Linked DNA regions of Homo sapiens: region 1 is linked to region 2. Evidence: chromatin loops called from intact Hi-C (ENCODE). Cell type or tissue: CD4-positive, alpha-beta T cell. All regions are shown on one strand.

Region 1 (5,000 bases), 49 kb after region 2:
TCACTGCAGCCCTGACTTCCTGGGCTCAAGGGATCCTCCCACCTCAGCCTCCCCAGTAGCTGGGACTACAGGTCAATTCTAATTTTTAGATAGCATAAACCATGACATGTGAGTATGAAGGATACCACTTGTATAGTAAAGAAATGTTGCAGTGTTGAAGGCCAAGGTTGGCCTTTGGACCCAGGCGAGTACCTGGGGCTGCCTGGGTTACCCTCTCTGCATTCTATGTCAGTCCTGGGTGGGGCATTGTTTATTCCTCTGAATTCTATAAGGAGAATCACAGGCAGGCAGAATTCCTGAAGAGTATCTCCAAGCCTCAGCCTTCTTCCCTCTAGTTTTGTTCAAATATCAAAACTAGTTTTGCTCAGAAGTCATAGTATGTTCCTTGACCCACAGATCTGGTAGCTGGATTCTTGCATTGCTTCCCTATTCTGCTAAATTACCTGGCAGTGCAGTTCCCGCTAAGAAAAGGTCCTCAAACTCAGCCCAGGGGCTAGGAACCCTTTATCCACCAATGGACTAGCTTAATTCTATTTGACTGTATCTCTAGGTCCCAGTTGCTTTGCTCCATTTGTCCCTGAGCATGGACTAAGGCATGTGAGTATGCCCAATGATGGCACTACCGCAGTAGATGCCATAACAGCACCTGGGACTAGTTGGGCTCCATCCTGGTCTAGTTCTGGGTCCAATTCTAACCAATCTTTCCTGTTTTGCTACAGCTACGAGGCTACATCCTACTGGGTCCTGAGCTCCAAAATATGCCTTATTCAATATCTGTATTCGTTCTGGACTCCAGAACAAGAACTTTCTAGAAAGATTGGAGTAGGGCTAATGCTATATGATGGGGGGCAGAGGGGGTTGGTAGTTTCAGTTGTGAAGAGAGGCCAGCTGGAGAGGCTGGGGAAGAAGAGCTCTCAGGGAGTGGTAAATAAGAAAGAAGAGTAATCCCAGCTTAATCCTCTTTTATTTCTCTTCCAGTGATTTCCAGGCCCAATTAGGGCTCTGGTTCACTGTCTGGGATGCTGCTGAGCGGGTGGTCCAGGAAACACAACTGTGGGGTTTGCAACAAGCCCTGGCCCAGCGCACGTGGCATCACAGGGGAAGTTAGGTTTGCATCTAGAAAGAGATCTAGTCCGAGCGTGGAGAAGGCAGAACCAAACCCACATGGTTGAGACCCACATCTCAGTTCAGCAGTTCCAGAGATCCTGCAAGCCCTAGAGCCTTTGCAGGCAGGTATGGTCAGGCACGGTGCCCTGATGGAGGTTACAAGCAAAGGCAGGCAGCCTCCAGCTGGGCGGGAGTCTTGGGCTTCATGGGCTTCCCTCTGCATTTTCTTGAAAATGCCACTGGAAACATCGTTTGAGAGAACGGCTTGTCACAATTGTGGGATGTGGTAGGAGATCAGATTTGACTATTTCATTTCATTCACTCTTGTCACCCAGGCTGGAGTGCAGTGGTGCAATCTTGGCTCACTGCAACCTCTGCCTCCTGGCTTCAAGAGATTCTCGTGCCTCAGCCTCCCAAGTTGCTGGGATTACAGGTGTGCGCCACCACGCCCAGCTAATTTTTGCATTTTTAGTAGAGACAGGGTCTTGCCATGATGGCCAGGCTGGTCTTCTGGCCTCAAGTTAGCCACCCGCCTCGGCCTCCAAAACTGCTGGGATTACAGGTGCAAGCCACCATGCCCAGCCTCAGATTTGACTTTAAAGAACACGGCCTCTGGGTTGGGCGTGGTGACTCACACCTGTAATCCCAGTGCTTTGGGAGGCCGAGGCAGGAGGATGGCTACAGCCCAGGAGTTCAAGACCAGCCTGGGCAACATAGTGAGACCCTGTCGCTACAAAAATTAATAAAAGTAAAAAGAACACCACCTGTGAAGGCCCAATGGCACCTTTCTAAGACATTCTCTCAGCATCATGTTAGTGCATCCTGAACCTCCCTGAGCTGGTCTGTGCAGCAGGCGCCCTGTTTGCATTGCCCCCACCTGAGAGTGTGGGCCCCTGGGGTGCAGCAGCACCTCCCATCCCCACCTTGTCACTAGCACCTCTCAGCCTTTCAGCAGCAACATGTCCTCACATCAATCTTTTAAAAAAATATTTCAAATTATGAAATAAATATATAGTTATAAAAAGTTAAATACAAAATATGACTATACTAAAATTGTTAAAGACTTATGAAGCACCAAAGATATACAATTACTCATGTACTATTCTTATGACCTGAAGGAGTATAAAGATGTATAAGAAGGCTTGGCGCAGTGGCTCACATCTGTAACCCCCACACTTTGGGAGGCTAAGGCGAGAGGATCACCTGAGCCCAGGAGTTCAAGATAAGCCTGGGCAACATAGTGAGATCTTGTCTCTACTAAAAAAAAAAAAAAAAATTAGCCAGGTGTGGTGGCACATGCCTGTAGTCCCAGCTACTTGGGAGGCTATGGTGGGAAGATTGCTTGGGCCCAGGAGTTCAAGACTGCAGTGAGCCACAATCATGCCACGAAACTCTAGCTTGGACAACAGAGCAAGACCCTGTCTCAAAACAAAACAAAATGAAAAAAAGATGTATAAGTAAAATATTCTGCTTTTAAAGATCTATTATTTAGCAAACTAGATAAGCCATTCATGTAAGTGTGTAGACTACAAGAAAGTATCTGGTATGGTATGTGAGTTGCAAAAACAATAAACGCATTAGCAATGTTATTCTAAGTGTGACCTGTGGCCTCACCTATATTAAAATCACTGAGGGGTTTATTAAAAATGTTTATTCCTAGGCCGAATCTCAGGTCTACTGACTCAGAATTTCTGAAAGTGAGACTTTGGAAAATGTGTATTAAAAAAAAGCTCCCCAGATGAATCTTTTTTTTTTTTTCCAGACGGAGTCTCGCTCTGTCGCCCAGGCTGGAGCGCAGTGGTGCGATCTCGGCTCACTGCAAGCTCTGCCTCCTGGGTTCATGCCATTCTCCTGCCTCAGCCTCCTGAGTAGCTGGGACTACAGGCCCCAGATGAATCTTTGTACAACAAAGTTGAGAATCATAGCCCTGGCGTTCAGAAGACAGGAAATGGTTTCTCTGTAAGTTAATGTGAACATCTCTATGGTGATGAGATTTGAGAGATTCCCAGAAAGGTTTTCCCAGGACATCATATGGCAACATCACTGTGGAATTTATCACATTGTAATGCAAATTCCTTTTCCTTGTCCACCTTTCCCAGTGGACTAAGTGCTCTTTGAGGGGAGAGCTCTAGTCTTTTTTGCTGGAATTGGCGTGGCCCCTAGTTGGTTCTAAATATGTGTTGGCTTAACAAGTGAAAAACCACATAAGACCTAAACAAATAGGTTTGAGGACTTATAGGACAGGGTTCTAGGAGGAGAAAAGCCATAGGCAAATTCCAGAGGTTGGAAAATCACAGTCAATAGTTAAGTGTGAGAGGGGGAATGACTAATTTAGGTGAGTAATTGACACACTCAACAGCAAAGCTACGTGAGCAATTATGGGGTCCTGGAGCACTCGGCGGGAAATGGAAAGTGTACTCTGGATTCTGTGGATGATGGGGAGTCACCAAAGACTGGGGACTGGGAAGCGATGGAATTGAGGTGGTATTTTAGGGTAATGAGTTCTATGGCCATGGGCAGCTTCCTTCCTACCCTGGGAGTAGGAAGGAGTGGAGGTAGGCAGCCACGTGCAAATCCTCAGAGGAGTTAGGGATCAGCTTGGTCACTGCTGGAGGCAGGACTTGCTGCAATTGCAAAACTATAGCTTCCATTCAAGCCTCAGGATCCCCCAGGGTCCTGACCCCATGGATAACCTTTGTTCCTTTGCTGGCTTCCATCTGCTTGGTCTCCTAGGTCTGCTTGAGCTCTCCTCCCTTGGCTGCCCAAGCACTCTGTGTCATCTGGTGCAAGACAACTGGGAAGCAGTGTGGGGATGTGTGGGGGACCGTGGCCATAGAGAGGGGAAGGGGGCTTCACCGAGGCAAAGGCCAGAGGGATGGAGAGGAGGGCCAAGTTTATGATTAATTTCTAAGGCAGAATCTGTAGAATTTGGTGAATGAGGGTGGAACAGGAGGGAGGGGCGTGTTGAGGATAATTTTGAGCTTTCTGGGCAGTAAATATAGGAATGTAAGAAGTGAATGTCTGGTTGGATGCAGTGACTCACGTCTGTAATCCCAGCGCTTTGGGAGGCCAAGGAGGGCAGATCACTTGAGACCAGGTGTTCCAGGCCAGGCTGGGCAATGTGGAGAAATCCCATCTCTACAAAAATTACAAAAAAATTAGCTGAGCATCGTGGTGTGTGCCTGTACATACCCAGCTACTCAGGAGGCTGAGGTAGGAGGATCACCTGAGCCCAGGAGGTAAAGGCTGCGGTGAGCCATGATCATGCCACTGCAGTCCAGCCTGGGGAACAGAGCAAGACCCTGTCTAAGAAAAAAAAAAAAAACAAAAAAAAAGTGGAGGTTTGGAGCAAAATGATAATAATCCAGATTGAGACATTGAATTTGAATTTGAGGTGACAGCAAAATATTCAGGTGGAGGGCTCCAGGAGCTTATTAGAGACAGGGATTTGAAATTCAGGAAATATGTGCGTGCTGGTCATTGGTTACTGGTGATTGTCAAAAGGCATGAAAATGGACGTGATCACCAAGAAAAAGCATGTGGAATGGAAGAGAAAAGAACCCATGAGAGAACTGCGGCCTTAGTTGCGGGGGTGGTGCGGGGGAGGAGGACGAGCCAGTGGGAGAGATGGAGAAGGACTGGTCAGAAAGGGAGAAGGAAAACAGGAAGAATGTAGAGCTCAGTAAAGGCAAGAGTTGCAAGAAAATGAAAGTAGCAGTGTGACACAGCCTAGATAGGTAGATTAAGCCGTTGGGGATTTATTAGTGCATTAGTGAAAGTGATTTCAGTGGAAGCCAGATTGACAGAGACGTGGGAGGAAAAGAGGTGGAAATCACGGCCCCTACCCTTTGCAGCTGTGCAGGGATGACCACCCTCCCTCATGGAGTCACAGT
Region 2 (5,000 bases):
GTAATAACAGAGTCACAAAAGCCATCACAGGACTAGAGCTAGGACTAGGACAGGACTAGAGCATTTCTAATGCTTTTTAGAGCATCTCTAAAAAGAGAAATGCTCTAGTCCTGTCCATACCTGCGACTGTGAGAACATTTCCATCCAGTTCCCTTTGCCCAGGGAAGCATTTTATAACCCCTCAGACTACCTTAACACCCCTTTATGCTTTCTCGATCCTGTACTTTTCCTTTATAGGACTTAACCAATTAAGTCATCACTGATACAAGTATAAGTAACCTCTGTTTGCCCCAAGCAGACCAAAGACATTTGGGGCAGCGGCTAGTGTCTGACTGGTTGGTCATTGTATGTCCAGCATCTAGCCCAGTGCCCAGCACATAGGTAATGCTCAATAAACCTTGGGAGCATAAATGAACACAGGCTCCATGAAGCACCTCAGGCTCATTGATCCACATAAACCCTACCTTTAGTGTGTCTCATTTTCCTCCCTCATGTTCAGCGACCTGTGATGCCCCCATTGCTGTGAGGATGAGATTGCCAACATCTTCTGAAGAGAAGCCTTTCAAAGGAGCTTCTAACTTCTGAGGCCACCAAGATGCTGTTGATGGTCACAATGGCAGACATACATTGTCCCCTCGTATGTCTTCTTTGATCCGACTTCTGGTTGGACTGTCCAGCTGCTTAAAACACTATATTAGTGCCATGTCCATATGGACTCCAAAAATAACCCAAAGAGAGAAGGAAACCATTCTACCAGCAAGGGAACCATGAGACCTTGGGTACTGGATACCCAATGGACAGGCTACTGATGGAAAGATTTTGTCCATTTGGGCCTCTTCCCTTAAGACTCAGGGATGTGGCCAAAAGCCAGGTAGTCTCAATCTGTCTCATCTACTCTGACCTGAAGCACTGAATTGGCAATGATCTTATATGTCTCATTTCCCTCACAATTTCTGCTTCCCAAAAGTCACATCAACTTCTACCAGGCGTACCCCACAGAGACCTCCAGGCATTCTGAGACAAGGCCTCTCCTAAGGACATTTTTCAGGTTTCATGACACACTATCATAACACTTAATACACTCAGTGTATCAACCCTAGATTTTATTTTATTTTATTATTTATTAATTTTTGGAGACAGAGTCTCTGTTCCCCAGGCTGGAGTGCAGTGGCATGATCATAGCTCACTGCAGCCTCAAACTCCTGGACTCAAGTGATCTTCCTGCTCCAGCCTCCCAAGTAGCTGGGACTACAGATGTGCACCACCACGCCTGGCTAATTTTTAAAAACTTTATTTAAAGACAGAGTCTCACTATGTTGTACAGGCTGGTCTCAAACTCCTGGCTGGCCTCAAGCCATCCTCTCGCCTTGGCCTCCCAAAGTGCTGGGATTACAGGCGTGAGCCACCACGCCCAGCCTGTTTGCTAGATTTTAAATTCCTTTAAGAAAGTTCTCATGTCTTGTTTATCATTGTGTCTCTCTTTCTCACTTGCCGTGGTCTCCCATCCCCCAGTACCTAGCCCAGGCTTGCACATTCTAGTTGCTTAATAAATATTTGTTGTATGGATTGGCAAATCCACAGTTGAGAAGTTATTAAGGGAGAACAGGTTCAGCAGTGATCCAGAGTCCCCACAGAAACGCAAGAGGGAGAGTGGGAAAAGGGGAAGGCAGGGAGCAAAGGCCAGGGCTGAGGAGACGCCTCTTCTTCTACTTGACAGCTGTGTCTGTCTGAATGTTTTTCTCATTCTTCTTGTTCCTAGGGATGAAAAGGAAGGAAGGAAGTGGTAGATTTGTGCCTTACAGGGCTTCTGCAAAAATTGATACTTTCTGTTTCCAAATTATTTCCTTTCTATTTTTGTGTAGGTCTTACAAAGAGAAAAGGAAGTAAAGAGGAGAGAAATAACCTGAAACTTACAGCTGAGGAGAGGTCAGTGTGAATTAGCCTCATATGTTGGCCAGATTTTTGGACTACCTAATGTCATTCCACTTTCCCAATGTCAGGGAGCAAAGCTTTTACTCCACTCATAGAGCCACATATTTTTCCTTAGGCTGAATATTTAAAAAAAATAAATTTGTCTGGAATGGTAGCTATTTTTTGAGTTTTATGTTTGCATGCACAGTCATTCTGTTCTAGTAGACACAGTTTACCACCATTATGCAATAAGTCTTTCACTTCTTCAGAAACATATAGTCTATTTTTACAGTTCCCACTCTCTGCGGTGAATGCAAAAGTCCCAGAAGGAGCGTGCAGAGAAAGCAAGGATTTATGTACCAGCCACGCTCCCTCTCAGGGGTTCACAGTGTGCTTCCTACGTGGTGGTTTTGCAGGTGACGTGGGTGGTGGAAACTTCCTTAACTTATGCTCGATCTGAGTCTTCTCATCAGAACATGACCTTTGTCTCCTTAACCCAGAAGATGCCAATGAAGTGGGTATCCTCCAAGTGAAGGCTTGGAGGTTTGGAAGAAAAAATGAATTTCTTCCTCCCTTCACTTTTTTTTTTTTTTTTAATGTTGAAAACAAACCCTTTTTTTCCCACTGGCTGCAGCAGTTGCCCTCAATGAGATGCCTTGGTGACAGCTTCAGAAGCCAAGCCTACCTCTGAGAAATGGGCAAAAAAAAAAAAAAAAAATACATTTTCAACCTTGAGTGTATTTGAATTATTGTGTTGCTTTTTTTAAAGCTCCTTGAGAAACTGAAGACCAGAAATTAAAATAATGAAATCTGAGTCCTGTCCAGGCTTAGCCATCCTTCTGATTTACAGGGGCTGCTTATACCTTAATCTATGCCTTATGGCTCTCCATCTGAAAAAAGGTGCTGGATTTCAAGGTGGGTAGTGATCTGACATAAATTTTCAAGCACAATACTGTTCTTTTTCTGGCTGGGGCTGGAAGGAGGACATATATATTGGAAGCAGGACTAAAAATTTGACCCGTGTTTCTCACAGAATTCCAGAGCACCTTCTCAACACTGTCATAATCCTATCTACCCAAGGGAGAAGGTTTGAGGGAAATAGAGACTGTGCTTGAGATTCAGATTTACAGCTCATGGTTTCAAATATTTGGGTGTGTTGTCCTCTCTGCCTATACAACACGTTGGGCATTTGTTATGCATTTTCCTGGCATTCTAACCCTCAGTGTAGATGAAGAGATTGCATTATGAAATTTGTCTTATGAGCTGTGCAAAATTGAGCTGCGTTTGTAGCTTGCCCATCTCTTTTGATTCCCTATACTCTTCTGCCTTCTCCAGCACCTGATTCAGAATACAGTCCTCCCACCTCAACCTCCGAAGTAGCTGTGTGTTACCTTATGGCACATCTCAGTTCAGACTACCCACATTTCGAGGGTTAAATACCAGCATGTGTCCAGTGGCTACCTGGATGGACAGCATAAATATAGAACATTTTGATCACTATAGATAGAAAGTTCTATTGGACATGATCTAGCCCAGTGATACCTAATAAGAATATAGTGTGTGCCACACATGTAATTTTTTTTTTTCTTTTGAGACGAGGTGTCACTCTGTTGCCCAGGCTGGAGTGCAGTGGCACAGTCTCAACTCACTGCAGCCTTAACCTTCTGGGCTCAAGTGACCCTCCCACCTAACCTCCCAAGTAGCTGGGACTATAGGCGCATGCCACCGTGCCTGGCTAATTTTTGTATTTTTTTTTGTAGATATGGGGTTTTCCTATGTTGCCCAGAGCTGTGCACATGTAATTTAAAATTTTCTAGGAGCCACATTAAAAACTAGTGAAGAGAGGCCAGGCGAGGTGGCTCATGCCTGTAATCCCAGCACTTTGGGAGGCCAAGATGAGTGGGTCACTTGAGGTCAGGAGTTCGAGACCAGCCTGGCCAACATGGTGAAACCCCGTCTCTACTAAAAATACAAAAAATTAGCCAGATGTGGCGGCGTCCACCTGTAATCCCAGCTACTCAGGAGGCTGAAGTAGGAGGATCGCTTGAACCTGGGAGGCAGAAGTTGCAGTGAGCCGAGATTGTGCCACTGCACTCCAGCCTGGGCAACAGAGGAAGACTCCATCTCAAAAAAAAAAAAAAGTAGAGATAACAAGTGAAATTAATTTTCATAATGTATATTATTTAATAATTAATATATACAAAAGATGATCATTTCAACAGGTAATCAATACGAACATGTTAATATGATATTTTACATTCTTTTTTTTTTCTTAAGTCTTGGAAATCCAGTGTGTATTTTACCTTACAGCATATCTCAATTCAGACTACCTGCATTTCAAGGGTTACGTAGCAGCATGTGTCTAGCGGCATGAACAAAGAACATTTTGATTCCTGTTGGACAGCACATATCTATCCCATTCATGAGAATTTTTACATAGAAATTTGTCTTTCTGAAGAAGGCATCACCTGTCATCTTAACTTTCCAAAGAGCCTTAGGCAGTATCTTTCTAGTCAGCAGAATAACAAGAAAGCCCATTTCTAACTATTTGGAACTGTTTTTCCTTAAGGCTCAATCTGTACTAAAGTCCCTGGTAAGCAAAGAAAACAGAGCCAAATGCTTTCTGCATTCCGCAGCTTATCTGTTCGCTAGAGGCTCTGGGATGCCTCTCTGTACTCCCTTGGGAAGCTTTCTACTGGTATCAAAGTTAATTTGTATATCATTCCTTAAAGTTCCCAAACCTCATTTAAAAAGGGCTTACCTTCTCTCCACCCTCAAAACTGCTCAAAGAAGTGGTGCACTGGTAAAGTGTTTAGTAATCAGCTCTCTGGAGGAAGAAGCCCTGATTTGTATCATTTGCCTATTTCTGTGGTGTAAATACTCCTGCCACAGCCAGTGATTTCAAGTTACCAAGGTGAAGTCACTGAACAAGGCAGTGGGAAGAGCAGCTTGCAATCTGGTGGGAAATGGCTCCACCACATTACTGGAGCATATGTATATGTGGACTTTTGTTTTCTATTTCCAGGAATCTGTAGAACAAGCTTGTCCAACCCACTGCCCACACGCCATATGTGGCCCAGGATGGCTTT

Evidence for each region. Peaks named below come from ENCODE experiments on the same cell type or tissue, not always from the same donor. Only the 100,000 strongest peaks of a DNase experiment are listed, where the experiment ranks them.
Region 1: a loop joins it to region 2, with 1.9 times the contacts of the local background. A loop is called at or near these places in 11 of 110 quality-filtered maps.

Annotation. Positions count from the first base shown.
Region 1 is chr14:89,629,433-89,634,432 of GRCh38, reverse strand. The region is part of intron 3 of LOC105370617 (a long non-coding RNA gene); the gene reads right to left. All of the region lies in intron 1 of LOC105370616 (a long non-coding RNA gene), which reads left to right. Among named protein-coding and RNA genes, the nearest start is that of FOXN3-AS2, 56 kb to the right of the region's middle. In CD4-positive, alpha-beta T cell, no CTCF peak of the experiment used is centred here; no DNase peak of the experiment used is centred here.
Region 2 is chr14:89,678,472-89,683,471 of GRCh38, reverse strand. No RefSeq gene overlaps it. Among named protein-coding and RNA genes, the nearest start is that of FOXN3-AS2, 100 kb to the right of the region's middle. In CD4-positive, alpha-beta T cell, no CTCF peak of the experiment used is centred here; a DNase peak (open chromatin) is centred at 2,301; H3K4me3 peaks cover 1,209 bases; H3K27ac peaks cover 1,760 bases.